Regions from separate parts of the Homo sapiens genome. Here region 1 is linked to region 2. The links are chromatin loops, found by intact Hi-C in ENCODE. Cell type or tissue: mammary epithelial cell. All regions are shown on one strand. Links, peaks and the distances in the headings refer to the core of each region. The heading gives the core; the rest is flanking DNA.

The links. Peaks named below come from ENCODE experiments on the same cell type or tissue, not always from the same donor. Only the 100,000 strongest peaks of a DNase experiment are listed, where the experiment ranks them.
Region 1: a loop joins it to region 2, with 7 times the contacts of the local background. A loop is called at or near these places in 2 of 110 quality-filtered maps.

The regions. Positions count from the first base shown.
Region 1 is chr14:43,498,654-43,506,965 of GRCh38, reverse strand. No RefSeq gene overlaps it. Among named protein-coding and RNA genes, the nearest start is that of LINC02307, 880 kb to the left of the region's middle. In mammary epithelial cell, for the core only: a CTCF peak has its summit at 3,236 (motif pointing left); no DNase peak of the experiment used is centred there.
Region 2 is chr14:42,221,399-42,229,710 of GRCh38, reverse strand. No RefSeq gene overlaps it. Among named protein-coding and RNA genes, the nearest start is that of LRFN5, 620 kb to the right of the region's middle. In mammary epithelial cell, for the core only: a CTCF peak has its summit at 5,228 (motif pointing left); a DNase peak (open chromatin) is centred at 6,310; H3K27ac peaks cover 293 bases.

The sequences.
Region 1 (8,312 bases), core at 109-8,108, 1.3 Mb before region 2:
AAATTCCAAAGGAGTTACATGTATGCCATCATCCACTTGCATACATGTCTTATTTAAAAGTATGTTAAACACACATAGACCAATTATTTTCATGACTCTAAATAGTTACAGGCCCAAATATTTCCATTTATACTTGAGCACCAATTGTTAAATTTATGCACTCTTATGCAACCAGGCATGTTTTTGAGAACCTCTTGGTGCTTCAGATTAGATAAAGATGGGATGAGTTCTCACCATTAAGTTCACTCTTTCATTTGGAAGGCAGACTATTATGGATTCTTAAATATTAGATACTTTCAATTTCTCTTATGAAAAGAAGTGAAATAACCTAGAAGAATATGACTGAAGTTACTAAAAAAAAAAAACAAAACAATGAAACCTATTTTGATATAGAATGTGAGAAGCTGTGACCTAGCAAAAAAGGTGCTGAAAGCTCTCTTAATCCATCCTAGGGAGATGTGTTCTTTCCTGTGCAGGCCAAGAAGAATGGCCATTCTTTCACAACTTGAGGAAGATTATTTTATTGCTCTTCTTATCATCCTTCTGCTTGAAAGCACATAATCAAAACTAATGTAAAATTGAAAGCAGCTCAACTCCCTCACAAGTGAGAATCAGGTTGATTAAACGAATAAGACTTTGAAGTAAAACATGAAAACTCCTGGTAAAACTTGCAATGTTTTAATTTTCTATTCAGAATTTCCAAATCCTCTAATAGCAGATTCCATGCTATTTAAAACTTGTCAGCACTGAAGTTATTCTGACAAAACTACAATAAATGTCAGTGAAAGGGAATTTTAATAAGTAAAATAATTTCTGAGTTAAGCATATTTTCATCCCCTCCAGAATTCAACACCTGCTCAAGCAGCACATTACTCTGTCTCAAAATAAAGAAGAGTCATATTTTTCCAAAGGTAACAATGAAGCTAGTTCAGTATTAGAGATTTTTAGAACATCAGGTTATCATTTACCTAAGATCAACAAAGTTTAACTTAGTCAAAATAGTATAAACGACTCGCTCAGATGCTCTTGGAATATGCTGATCATACTGATAATGGCTCATTGACATCTTTAATTTTGATGATAGATAATTCTTAATAACTCCATATTTAATCTCCTAATTGAACCTATACAGGGGAAATATTTGTATTAATTAGAGAAGATGTATAATTAACATGTGTATTCACATGTCTAAATTCATCAGGCTTTAGAATCAATATTTTAATAAGGAAAAATTATTTGATTGTCAGAAAGCATTTAGAATATTTAGTAGACTAAACATAGAGTGTTGGAAGTTTCTTATTTTCTTTTTGCATTCATTTACCACTACTACTTAAGAGTAAGGCTTTTGTATTTGTTATCTACTGCTGCATAACAAATTACCCACAACTAGCAACTTAAACAATTACACATTTACTATTTCATAATTTCTGAGGGTACGGTACTTGGAAATGACTTAGCTGGGTGATTCTATCTCAGGTTCTTTCATAAGGATGTAGCACAGATGTCAACTGGAGCTGCAGTCAATTGAGGTCTGGACTAGACTGTAGAACCATTCTCTAGAAGGTTTTCACAAATAGCTAAGAGGAAGGCCCAGTTCCTTGCTGGCTCTTGACACACAGTGACATTTTCACATTACACGGGCCTTTCCAAAAGACTGCTTGAGTATCCTCATGATATCCCACAGAGAGTGATTCCTTAGAGCATAAAGTAGCCACAATGCCTTGGATTACCTGGTCTCAGAATCACACATTGTCATTTTTGCAATGCTCTATTTGTTATATAGGTCAACCCTATTTGATGTGGGAAGGGATTGCACAGAAAGAGGAATAGGTTCATTATTACAAGGTTCATTAGGGTACCTAGCTATACAGAATCTTTAGCTTTAAAGTAATATCCAGACAGGTTGAAAATACCTAAATTACTCCTATTTTATGGCCATGTACTTTTTCAGAAGCTACTCTATTGGAGAAGCTGCTGAAATTGGCTTTTAAAGAATTTAAAAAATTCCCTTTCAAAAGTGCATTCTCATTTTTCCCAGTGAAAGAAGTTCATCAGGCCAGGGGAATTATTTTACATAATTTATTCATTTTCTTCTTTGTGATGAATGTTTTTATCCACTATTTCTCATATGCCCTACTCTTCTAGCATTTGAATAATTTCCATTTTTTCAGACCAACGTCTGTCTTACTTATTGACAATGAGAGCAGCAAATACTGTAACCTACTCTAACAATTTGAACCAACAATTTAGAAACATGACATATTTTTCTATCATTAGCTACTGGCTTTATATTTGCACGCTGCTTTTTCTCAAGAAGAATATAATCTTCTTGAATGGACAAAATTGTATACTTTTTTTACTCCTCATTATATCACTTGAGATAATCCTGAACACAGTATAAGTACAAAATAATTCTTATGCAGTTGAATTATCTATACAAAGGTAACTGCTGATAGCATTTCAGATAATACTGTGTTTCAGAAGTTAGTCCAATTTATCTGACCCTTGAGGGAAAGAGAAACCGTTCAGATGAGTAAATCCTGATGCTATCACTCTTCACCTGATTTTAGCCTACATTATGCCATTATCTGCCATTAACTGATAATGATTTTCCTGAAAAACATCGTTTTATGTTGATCACAATATCTTAGAAAACTAAAGTTCTAGAATATGTTTCATAAAACTATTCCCCAGTCAGTGTTACTTCCTTTTTGAAAGTTTTTTTTGTTTTAACTTAAAACTATTTAAAAAAAATCTTCTTCCTGGGGATTTTTTTTTATAACTCAATTAGAATTGATAGCACATTTCAAATTCACTTTTACTTTAACAAATTACTGTACCAAATTTCCTTCAGGCTGAACTTTGATTATTAATTAACACACATATCATGTAGCTAAAGGAACATAGGCACTTTATGGCAAGGGTTTTTTTTTTTTTTTTTAATTAAGTGTAACAGCTTATTCATCTCCAGTGACTTTGAGGTTAACTTTTAAAACTCATCTTTAACTTCTTCTTTATTTTGCATTATTGTGGAACATAAACTTCTGTGATTTCAGCTGACTAGTGATAATTATTATTGCCACTCACACTCCAGTAACAGCATCTGATTCCAGAAAGGAAGCTTTTCTTTATTTGGTTATCTCATGCCCTTTATTAAACTCAGGGCTTGGTTGTCAAGTATATTAAAGTTTACAATGCTCCATACTCAGATTTTTTTGCATTACAAGAAAAGTCAAATGAGTCTTTGGAGCCACCTGTTGGATAAGATAGATTATATGCATTGCATATATACTTCAGGAATTTAGGAAGCTTCTGTTAATTTATCAGTATTATGTATCCTACTATGCCAGTTTGCACTCCAAAAGATAGTCACATTTTTTTTTGCTTTTTTGTTTGCAGGTTTTGTGTTGGTTTTGTTTGTTTTTGTTTTTAACTAGAATTACACATCTTGATTCACAGTCTCACTTATCCTATAATGTTGTCCTATCCTCCTGGTTTTCCCCTTCCTATCATGATTCATGAAGACAACTGAATTCTGAGTCTTATCCACAAAATCAGTCACTCTTAGTCCCACCTTTGAGCTTGGAAAACAACTCAAATTTTGAGTTTGAGTTTTTTCCAACTGTAAATGTTTAGTACCTTTACAGTGTTTCAAAGTGCAAAATTTAAGAAAAAAATTCTTCCTACCACCCATATAGTGGTAGGATCAGCCTAGAATCTTTTATACAAAACCTGGGCTTACATTTCAAACTAGATGACATTTAAGTCTAAATTCTCACAGGAAGGTTTGACTCTGCTAGATTCCAGTGTCAACCACATTGTAGATATAAATTTATAGTCACAACTGTTAGCCTGTCTCTTAGGAACAAGTCCGTGGGTTTTATTTCTTTTATCTTTATATCTTGATTTTATGTCAGGGGACTCATTTTTTCTACTGAGCTTTGCGGTTGACCCTCAGGTGTTTAAATAGATGCAAATTTCAGGAGAAAGGTAATGAGGTTTTTGTTCTTGCCCTGTAGGAAGGCATCTTGGCTCTTCATAAATAATCTCCTCTCCTCTCCTCTCCTCTCCTCCTCTCCTCTCCCCTCCCCTCCCCTCCGCTCCTCTCCAGTCTCCTCTTCCACAATCCTTAAGCACATCATTATGTTTTTCATGCAGAGACAAAAATAGGTCCCTCCTCAGTGTACAAATCAACACATATTTTGAAATATACATATTAATGTGTACTTGTATCAGCATACATACATATGTATTTTATGTGTATGAAATATCATTTTATGTTTTATTAAAAATTCCCAGTACAAACTAGAAACATACGTTAAACTACAACTGCCAACAGGAATACCTTAAGAGCAGATAAAAGTAAGAGTTTTACTTTACATGTTGTGGACTGATAGAAGCTTTTAGATACAAACACTATATTTCTAGCTAGAAACAAAAATAATAATGACAAAGAAAGAATGTATATCATTGTATGTGTTAAGAGATAAAGATACCTCATGGACTCTCCTAGAACTTGAAATATGACCATTCTGAATCATGCTCTTTGGAAAATGGTAAAATGTTAAATCAAGTTCCTGTAAGAACAAATTATCCTGTAGTTTAGCTCTGCTGTGATTAGTTTGCCTTCCCATGCCTTTGTTATGAATTTACTGACAGACAGAAGAAACCTGTTACTTTTGCTATCATGGATTTCAGATCATTTTGCTTCAGGGAGTTGCTTTCTGATGCCATTTTTAATTTGCAATTTGGAAGTGGCCTTATGCATCACTTGAAATATAGCAGATTTTCATCTTTAAGTTTATCTTCCATATAACAAAATCTAAAACCCAGTTCTTGGCTCCCAGGTATCATTTTAAAAACCACACTTTCTGGATTAACATTTCCTACACGTATATAAAATATAATAATTATATCTCTCAGTAATCAGACTGCTACATATGTATGTTTTTATGAACTAACCACTTACATTTAAACTGACACATTTAATAATTACCGAATAACCTGATGTCTATAACATTCTATCCCTTTTAGGTGATATGTAAGTTTAATAGTTATAAAATAATATTTAAGGGAATGATATAATTATCATATAAAGTTGGAGAAAAATAAAATACACTGATAAAATAAATTATAAGATATATTATAAATTACTTGTTGATTATACTACAGAAAACTTGGTGGACTGATGGGTACATAATCTTATAACATCATGGACAGGCTTTAAATAGAAATGACACCTCATAGCTTGTCTAACTAACCCTGTCATTGCAATCGTTCAAATAAATCATCGTTTATAAATATTTTCAATATTTAATTGCTTGAACATTCTGAATACAGAAAAGGATAAGGTTAATGAAATTGGATTTGTGCTGATGTATTTGTGAACATGGAGAATGTCTACTCCCTTATCCTGTTTATTGGAGGACTTCCTTTTAAGAAATGATGGCTCTTAAAAGGGATGAAGAAGTGATGCCACCTATAAGGGATGAGAAAGCAATGTGGACTCACAATTCATAGTTACAACCATGCTAGTCAATTTAATAATGGCCAAGAAAGTCTCCAAGGATTAATATCAATTTAGAGCCCAAACCGAATCTAATAGTAGTTCAATTTGTTTATTTTAATTAAAAATGATGTATATTTTAAGCTGCTGACTTGCGGGTTTTTTCAGTAATTCATCTTATTGATATATAAATATGATAAAATACATAGATAATTCTATAGTTCAGTGGGTTTTAAAAAATTAATAAGGCCATATAATCACACCCTTATCAAAATGTAGAATTTTTATTGTTTCCTTATGCAGCTTCCAGTCAAGTTTCCATACTTCCTGCTCTCAGATATTTTTCCTATCATCATAGATTTCTATTGTCTAATCCAGAGCTTCTTATAAATAGAATCAGACAGTATATTTTGTTCTATTTTTCACCAAAATGACTCTCAGCAAAATCCTGGCATCTGTATTTTTACACAGATCAATAGTTTCTTCCTTTCTGTTCCTTAGTAAAATTATATTTTATAAATATGTCATAGTTTATCAGTTTCCCTGATGATGAATAGCTATTGTTGGGTATTTGCAGATTTTGCTTGCTACAAATAAAGCTACTATGAAAATTCTTTGTCTAAGGCTTTCTGTGGTCATGTTTTTATTTATCTTTGATAAATAAAACTCATGTATCATAGTTTGAAGAAGGTATCAAACTGATTTTCAAAGTAGATATATGCTTCTATCAGCAGTTTGTGAGTGTTTCAGTTGCTCTACAAACACAATTCAGTGTCGTCAATATTTTAAAATTATCATTCAGGTTGTGTGTAATGTTAAATCATTATGGTTTTAGCTTTTCATCTCTGGTAACTAATGATATTGATCAAATTTTTCATGTGCTTATTGGCCATTTGAGTATCTCCCTTTATGAAGTGTTTGTTCAAAATTTTCCTGCATGGGTTTTGCTCAATATAATGCTATTAGTAGAGAGAGGAAGAAGACTAGAAACAAGAATATTGAAAATTTTTTCTGTGCTATATAGTAATATCCAAATTTTTGCTCTATACTTTTGAACTTAAACTGTGTCCTTGCTTTATCTGATCATTGGGGTTACAGAAAAATACCTACAGGTCTATATAATTTATATATTTCTTTAACTTTTGTTTTAAATTCGGGGGTACACGTGCAGGATGTGCGGGTTTGTTACATAGGTAAATGTTTGCCATATTCGTTTGCTGCACAGATCATCCTATCACCTAGGTGATAGCCCAACATCCATTAGCTATTCTTCCTGATGCTAACCCTCCCCCATGGACTCCAACAAGCCTCAGTGTGTGTTGTTACCTCCAATGCGTCCATGTGTTTTTATCATTCACCTCCCAATTATTAGAACATATGGTGTTTATCTGTTTCTGCATTAGTTTGCTGAGGATAATGGCTTCCAACTCCATCCATGTCTCTGCAAAGGACATGATCTCGTTCCTTTTTATGGCCACATAGTATTCCATGATGTATATGTACCACATTTTCTATATCCAGTCTATCATTTATGGGCATTTAGGTTTATTCCATGTCTTTGCTATTGTGAATAGCACTGCATGAATATACACTTGCATGTATCTTTATAATAGAATTATTTATATTCCTGTGAGTATATGCCCATAATAGTATTGCTAGGTCAAATGGTATTTCTGCCTTTAGGTCTTTGAGGAATTGCCACAGTGTCTTCCACAATGGTTGAATTAATTTACACTCCCACCAACAGTGTTAAAGCATTTCATTTTCTCTGAAAGCTTGCCAGAATCTGTTGTTTTTGACTTTTCAGAAATAGCCATTCTGACTGGTGTGAGATGGTATATCACTGTAGTTTTGATTTGCATTTACCTAATGATCAGAGATGTTGAGCTTTTTTTCATCTGTTTGTTGGCCACATGTATGCCTTTTTTTGAGAATTGTCTGTTCATGTCCTTTGCTCACTTCTTAATGCAGTTGTTTGTTTTTTTCTTGTAAATTGGTTTAAGTTCCTTGTAGACTCTGGATATTAGACCTTTGTCAGATGGATAGGTTGCAAAAATTTTCTCCCATTCTATAGGTTGTCTGTTCACGCTGATGATAGCTTCTTTTGATGGGCACAAGCTCTGTAGTTGAATTAGATTCCATGTGTCAATTTTTGCTTTTGTTGCAATTGCTTTTTGGGTTTTTGTCATAAAATACTTGCTCATGAAAATATCCTAAATGGTATTGCCTAGGTTTTCTTCTAGAGTTTTCATAGTTTGGGGTTTTACATTTAAGGCTTTAATCAATCTTGAGTTAATTTTTGTATTTGGTTTAAGGAAGGGGTTGACTTTCAGTTTTATGCATATGGCAGGCCAGTTCTCCCAGCACCGCTTATGAAATAGAGAATCTTTTCCCCATAGCTTTTTTTTGTAAGGTTTGTCAAAGATCTAATATCTGTAGTTGTGCAGTCTTACTTCTGAGTTCTCTATTCTGTTCCATTAGTCTACGTATCTGTTGTTATACCAGTACCATGTTGTTTTGGTTATTGTTGCCTTTTAGTATAGTTTAAATTCAGGCAGCATGATGGGCCCAGCTTTGTTCTTTTTGCTTAGAATTGTCTTGGCTATTTGGGCTCTTATTTGATTTCATATGAATTTTAAAATAGGTTTTTCTAATTCTGTGAAGAATGTCAATGATAGTTTAATGGGAATAGCATTGAATATATAAATTGCTTTGGATAGTATAATCATTTTCACGATATTGATTCTTCCTATCAATGAGCATGAAATGTTTTTCCATTTGTTTGTTTCACTTCTGATTTCTTTGA
Region 2 (8,312 bases), core at 268-8,267:
AACCATTCAAGAAGCAAGAGTGACCCACTGAGAGTAGAGTAGAGATGGCGGGGGCAGGATCGCTGCCCATGGGAGATTGACATAGAGCAAGGGGTGGTTCCCTACCATGGGGAAAGAGTGAGTGAACGAGAGCCCCTGGGACCCACACTTCTGCCATGGACCTTAGCAACCAGATCCCTCTGACACCCCTACTGCCATCACCCCACCATCCCACCCCACCCTCCAGACTGATGTGGAGAACAGCCTGGAGAGTCCAGGCAGAACCGTTGCTCAAGCCCATGTGGAGCCCCACGGGCCTTGGATCCCTGAGCACCCCAGCTCCAGCTGCCATAGCTCTACCAACAAGCGAGGCCAGTCTCTCTCACATGCCCCTAGGATAAGGGCCACATGCATGGTGCTGAGGAGCTGACAGGCTGGAGGCCCCACTTCCCCTGCTCCTTACAGGCAAGGCCCACTGGCTTGGGCCCCCAGAACAGCCACCCACCCCTGTCTAAGCACTCTGGTGGTCATGCCCTGTATTTCTCTGGGACAGACCTCCCACAGGTAACTCACAGGCTTCCTATGACTGCTGCTGCTGTGGTGTCCACCCCTGCTGCCCTCACCCAGGCTAGGTAACAAAGAGTCAGAGAACCGTCACGGGCCTCCAAAACCCTGCAGCTATAGTATGAAAAGGTGGGCAGACTGTTTTCCACATGGATCCCTTCCCCTGCTGTGCCTCACAGGGCAGGGCCTCCCAGCTGGGGTCTCCAGTGCGGTCGACCCACCCCCACCTGATCACTTCAATTGGTGACAGCTCTGCGTTTCTCTGGGGTGGAGCTCCCAGAGACAATCTACAGGCCCTCTGCCATTGTCACCTCTGTGGTATCCACCCTTGCTCACCCCAGGCTAGGCAGGGAACAAAGAGACTGATTGCTTTCATCCACCTGCAACACACTGAAACTGTCCTACAGAGAGAAGGCCAGTCTTCCTCTCCAGCCCTCACCTCGCCTGCTTTTAACCAGACAGGGTATCCTGGTTTGGGCTCACAGCGCAGCTGCCTTAACCGTGGCTTATCACTCTGACCAGCCACGGCTCTGCATTTCTCTGGAGAAGAGTTTCCAAGAAACAACCAAGAGGCCCTCTGTCATTGCCACTAGGAAGGGGCAAAGAACCAGACTGCTTTGCTCATACCTCCAGCACACTTCAGCCACCTTGACCAGATAGATTCAAAGTTGAATTCTACCAGAATCTAATCTAATAGCACATCAAAAAGCTTATCCAACACCATCAAGCAGGCTTTATTTCTGGAATGAGAGGCTAGTTCGACATGCGCACACCAACAAATGTGACTCACCATATAAACAGAATCAAAACCAAAAACTGTATGATCATCTAAATAGACATAGAAAAAGTCTTCTATAAAATCCAATATACCTTCATGGTTTTTTTTTAAAACAAACAAACAAAAAAACAACAAAAACAAAAACAAAAAACACAAAGAACCCCAACAACCCTCAATAGGCACTGAGGGAAAATACTTGAAAATAATAAGAACAATCTTAGACAAACCAATAGCTAATGTCACACTTCATGGGCAAAAGCTAAAACCATTGCCCTTGAGAACTAGAACAAAACAAGGATGCTCACTCTCACCATTCCTATTCAACATAGTACCAGAAGTCCCAGCCAGAGCAATCAATCAAGAGAAATAAATAAAAATCATACAAATAGGAAAATAAGAAGTCAAACCATCTCTCTTCACTGATGAGTCTGTACCTAGAAAACTCTATAAAGACTCCACCAAAAGGCTACTGGAACCAAAAAATGAATTCAGGAAAGTTTCAGGATACAAAATCAACATACAAAAATCAGTAGCATTTTTATACACCAACAATGTCGAGGCTGAAAGTTAAATAAAAAACACAATCTCATTACAATCACCACAAACAAATTTAACATTATTCCTTCAAATTACCAAAATCATTCTTCACAGAATTAGAAAAAGCTACTCTAAAATTCATAGGGGACCAAAAATGAGGTCAAATAGCCCAAGCAACTGTAAACAAGAAGAACAAAGCCAGAGGCATCAAACTACCCAATTTCAAACTATATGTTCAAACTAATATAGCTTTAATATAAGGCTGTATTAACCAAAACAGCATGGTACTGGTATAAAAACAGACACACAGACCAGCAAAACAGAATAAAAATCTCAAAAATAAAGCCACACATTTAAAACCATCTGATCAACTACAAGGCTGAGAAAAACAAGCAACGGGGAAAGGACTCTCTTTCCCAGGGGTGTTGGGATAATGGCCTAGCCATATGCAGAAGAATGAAACTGGACCCCTACCATTCACCATATGCAAAAATCCTACCTAGGAAATACCATTCTGGACATTAACCTTGGGAAAGAATTTTTGGCTAAGTCCCCAGAAACAATTGCAACAAAATCAAAAATTGACAATTGAAACCTAACTAAAGGGCTTCTGCACAGCAAAAGAAACTGAGAGTGAACAGACAACTTACAGAATAGGACAAAATACTCACCACATATGCATCTGACAAAGATCTAATAGGCAGAATCTGTAAGCAACTTAAGTGAACAAGCAAAAAACAAATAACCTCACTTAAAAAATGGGCAAAGGACATGAACAGACACTTCTTAAAAGAAGACCTACAAGTGGTCAACAAACATGAAAAAAATGCTCATCATCAATAATCAGCAGAGAAATGCAAATCAAAAGCACAATGAGATACTATCTCACACCAGTCAAAATGGCTATTATTAAAAAGTTAAAAAACAACAAATGCTGGTGAGGCTGCAGAGGAAAAGGAAAACTTACACATGGTTTGTGGGAGTATAAATTAGTTTAGCCACTGTGGAAAGCAGTTAGGAGGTTTCTCAAAAAAATTAAAACAGAGCCACCAATTTGACCCAAAGGAACATAGATCATTATACCCAAAAGGCACATGAACTCATATGCTTCTTACTGTGCTATTCACAATAGCAAAGACATGGAATCAACCTAGATGCCTAGTAATGGTCTGTTGGATAAAGAAAATGTGATATTTATACACAATGGAATACTATTCAGTCATAAAAAAGAATGAAATCGTATCCTTTGCAGCAACATGGATGGAGCTGAAGGCCATAATTTTAAGTGAACACAGGAACATAAAACTAAATATTGCATGTTCTCACTTATAAGTGGGAGCTAAAGATTGAGCACATATGAACATAAACCTGGAAACAACAGACACTATGGACCACCAGTGGCAGGAGGGATGATGTGGGGCATGGGCTGAAAAGCTACCTATTGAGTACTATTCTTACTACCTGGGTGCAGTATACCTATGTAACAAACCTACACCTGTGGCCCTTATATCTAAAATAAAAGTTGAAATTCAAAACTAATAGTACATAATAAGTTTAGGGCTCAATGAAGTGGATTAGTTAACTCTAAAATTTGGGGGGAAGTTTTAATGTGCTATAATTTATTCTCTTTTATCTTATCATGAGATTCCCATGAAGCTACCTGGAAACCTTGTAGGAATTTTGGGATTACTCTATTTTCTCCAAAAGGATTCTAGTCTTCTCAATTAACTTCAGCTCCATATTGACTCTCAGTGCCATAGTTTTAGCTGAGATCATGTGCCCAAAACCACACTGCCAGGTTAGTCTGCTTTATAGTAGTTTCCTGCCATAGCAATCTGCACCATGCTCATTTTTACTGTAGCAACCTACGGAATGCTAAACAAAGTTGCTACTAGAAAACAAAACAAAACCAAACAAAACAACAAGAAGAAAATTTATATGAAATGCATTTTGTTTTGCTCCTTCTGCCCATAATTTATCCTTTAAGAATTGAAACCTATGTGTGCTTGATTAAAAGAATGGATCTGAGATTAATGTCATACCTCGTGAACCCCCTTTCCATAATCATAGCTTATTGTCTCAAATGTGACCATCTGGCCCATGGAAAATTATTTAATTGCCAGTCAACAAACAATATAGTTACTTCATTTGGGATGTTGAACTGGATAGCACAAGCATACTGATTTAGTAAATTGTAAATAAGTTCTGATTAGTGACAAAATACCACAGTGAAGGTCTAAGAATTTCTTAGGCTGAACCCCTCACAGTTGCCCTGGATCATACATTTCCTGAGGCTTGCTGTGTGTGTTTCTTTACAATATATTTTTTTTCTTCTTTGAGCCATTTGTCACCAGTGTGCTAAAATCAAATGCATTATAATAAAAACAGTGAATTCTTGGCATAGCTTTACCTGTAAAATTAGACAGCTCTAGTTTATTATTTTTATAAGATACCCAGGTGATCCATATGCAGATTAAAGTTTGGGGACCACTGCTCTAAAGTCAGGTAAAATAAAAGAATTAACATGAAGTAGTTGCAATTAACCTAAAGTGGGGTAGTACAGTCTGACAAATTTTTATTTGTCAATTATCCCTTCATAAAGCTATGGAAAAAACGAACTTGTTATTTATGTCCTAATGTAGAAAGATGTTCATGATATATGAAGTGAATAAAAAGAAACTGTGCAAATTATACATACACGCATAGTATAAATCTATTGTTATAAAATATATATGCTACATATATTATATGACAGACATGTGACACACGTACACTTCCACAAATATACACAAAAAAGGATAAAAACAGAAACCATATTTAAAAAATCAGTGGTGCAATGAGATACATGAAATGAGAACTTTCACTTTATAAAATTTCTTAGCAATACTATTATAAGTAGTATCTACTTTGTGGAGTTCTAAGAAGTTTACATATTTTCTAAAAACGCTTTTTTTTCCCCCAAACACCACTACCTCTATTGTTATGTAGCCAATTTTACTATATGCCTCCCATCATTTTAGCAGACCTTTTCTGCTTTTCTGTTAGGAGCCATATTAAACGGCAAAAAAAAAGGCAGAAAGCGAAATGAATTACCTCTTGATAATAAGTCTGACAAATTTGGCAGGAAAAAATATTCTAACAGATAAACAAAGTTGTAGAACTATCTATATACATAAATAGCACATGAATATATAAAATAGATTTATTTTCCCTTAACTAAAATAAAAACCATGGACTTTTGTAAAGTATCAGTTTATCAGGAATTTGCCAATAGGAGACACTTTTCTTCATGGATCAGTCATATTTAGAAGAAAATCTATGTCCCCTTCCTTGGAATTGCACTGCTCTCCTTGTTGCTCTGGCACCCCCTGGTGGACTGAAATCACACAGATTAGGGAGAATGGAGGAGTAACCCACCAGGAATCTGTTGTCTGGAAGATAAATGTGTTGCATTTTTCAAGTAACTTCTCTGATTTGAGCACTTTGAGATGAAAGTACATTTTGGTTACATTGATTTAGTACTATGGCCTTCTGATAAAGGCACTGTTGGGCCCTCTGTGGTGCAAGCTTCTCTGTGCTTCCTCTGGGTTTTTAATATTTAGTAAAGCAGCTGTGCACAGTCAAGTTCAATATCCAGAGATGTAACAGATAAGGTCACAGAGAAAATATGAAATACCAGACTCTTAGGAGTAGACACATAGGTGTATGTGTTTGTGTGAATTTTTCCTTCCTATTTGAAATTTTGCCCTGTGTGTTTTTGGATAATCATACTGTCCCCAGAAAAGGCTCTTAAAGACAGAATTGTTGAATTGCTACTAGCAAAGGCTTTGGAGTTAGACAAATCTGGACTTGTGTTTATCCTCAAACAGTTTTTACATATATCTTGAAATTCCTATCTATGAGGTACACACCATTGAATCAACATATTTGAGCAAGTTACGATGATTAAAATGATGCATGTAGAACAGTGCTTAGTAAAAATTACATACTTAATAAATTAGTGATACACACAGGTTTTCTCTAAAATGCAAATAAAATACTTTTTGAGTTTTTTTCTTTAGTTTTAGTACTGGAAAACTGAAGATTTTTTTTTCTATTTTCTGGAAGTCAAACTGTACTTATAGTAAAACATATAGATAGATCTTTCTGAAAAATATATAATGATGATCTAGCAGGGTTTCAGTTTCCCTAAATTATTGATGTCCTGAAAAATACTATGTATTCTGAGAATAGAGATAATCTCCTTGATCATCTCTCCAAAGGGAACCCCCAAGAACTGCAGTTTTTCCTAATCTGTTTCTGGGCTGTGGGTGTTTGAAGTAATTTTTTCGTATCTCTTGAGGCATGTTTCATGTCTGTGTTTCTAGGTTGTCATTCAAGCAGGTCAGGGAAGAGAACAACAGCTCCTCTCCCAAGAGTCAGGCATGTGGTTTGGCATTGCACGGCTATAGTAATTGGAGTCACAAAAGTACTGAGTCAGCCCAACTGGCAGAGAGGGAGTTTCAGAGCACCGCTCTCTGAGAACTAAGAGGGATAGCCATCTGCTGTGATTATACTGACATCTGCAACCTATTCACTGAAGAAGAACACCTGAAAAGTCGATCCTAAGTGGGCCAGCTGCATCAGGTTTTCTCTGCAGACTTTTCTGAGAGGATTGGTGATTATTCAAGTGCAGTTTTTACTTCCTCTCAGAAGTCAAGGCTTTTTTTCTATTCAAGCACTTCTGTGTACACTGATACTTTGGGGATTTTCTCTAAAACTAAATTGGGGGTTTTTGAACTGAAACCAGCTCTCTGAACTGAAAGTACTGTTTTATAGAAAGATCTGAAAGCTTTCTTCTTTCTCAGTATTTAACCATTCAGAGGTGAGCATTATGTTCACAGAATTATATCTAAAAGTACTAGAAGAGCATCATTAAAGCAACTACAGATGGTACCTACTGCATGTGCCTGTCATTTTGTACACGGATGTGCCAAACCCCTCGGTACCTCAGGAGCTATTACACACACACACACACACACACACACACACACACACGCAATATGTGGAGGGCCAATTCTTTATACATATTTTCTGTCTACCTGTGGGTAAAGTGCTTGTAGAAGACACTCAATACTTCTCAATACTTATTTCTTTAGTTATATTACTTATGTATTTTACAAAAACGTATCTGTATAGCTTATTATAAGCAAGATATTCTTTGAATTGTTTTACTAATATTAACTCTCATATTTTCTAGAAGTCCTACTATAACAGTCATTTATTACTGCTATGACAAATTATTACACACTTGGTGGCTTAACACAGATTTACTGTCCTATACTTCCAGAGGCCAGGATTCCAAAATGGCTCTCACTGAGATAAAATCAAAGTGTCAGCATGGCTGTGTTTTTTCTGCAAGGAAGAAAGGAGCATCAATTTCCTTGCCTTTTCCAGCTTCCAGAAGCCACCCACATTTTTGGCTCAGGCTCAATTTCTCCATCTTCAAAGTCATCCATAGCCGGTCACGTATTTATCATGCTATATCACTCTGGTTATCTGCCTCCATTACATCTTCTGCTCTGACTCTCCTTCCTCTCTATTTCTCTTTTAAGGATTACCTCCCTTTCTAATGATGCTTAGTCACATCTGCAAAATCCCTTCTGCCATGTGAAGTAGCACACAGGTTCTGATGATTAGGACATGAGCATCTTTAGGGAGTCATTATTCTAGCTGCCACAACTGCTGTAATTATTCTTATTTTATACATGAGAAAATTGAGACTCAGAGAAATTAAGGAATTTATCCAAGATCACAGTTACTAGGAGCACAGTTTGGATTTAAACACTATCAGTTTAGCTTTGGCATCTGGTTTTTTTAACAACTGCACGGTTTAATGTTTGTGGATTGAAAGAGAAAGAAGGAAAAAGTGAAGGAAGAAAGGAGCCAGACACATGATATTTTCAATCTATTCATTCATATACAATAAAGCCAGCTAGCATTTAACAAATTAAACTCTTACTTTCAGTAGCATAGTGATTACATAAAGATACCATAATAACAACAAAACACAATAGAAATATCTTAAAGACAAAAGAAATGATGTCCCAAATTAATGAATATGGGCCACTGATATTCATGACGTTTGCTGCACCAACTGCCTGAGAAGGGCTGAAAGATACTAAGACACAAAGAAAGAATCACAGTAAAAGAGATGGTGGAGGATGTGCAAAAACAATGCAGAGAATTGTGATAACAAGAAGAATGTGAGGTGTCTCTGAAGGGGCGATACAGATGTGAAATTGAGAAGAAACCACAAAATTAGAAGAGTATTTTAATTAGCTATCCAAAAATGTATATAAAACAGGTATCTTTAACTTTATTGTAGGTTCAGAGGCACATGTGCAAATTAGTTATATAGGTAAATCGTGTGTCACAGGGGTTTGGTGTACAGGTCATACAGGTTTGTCATGCA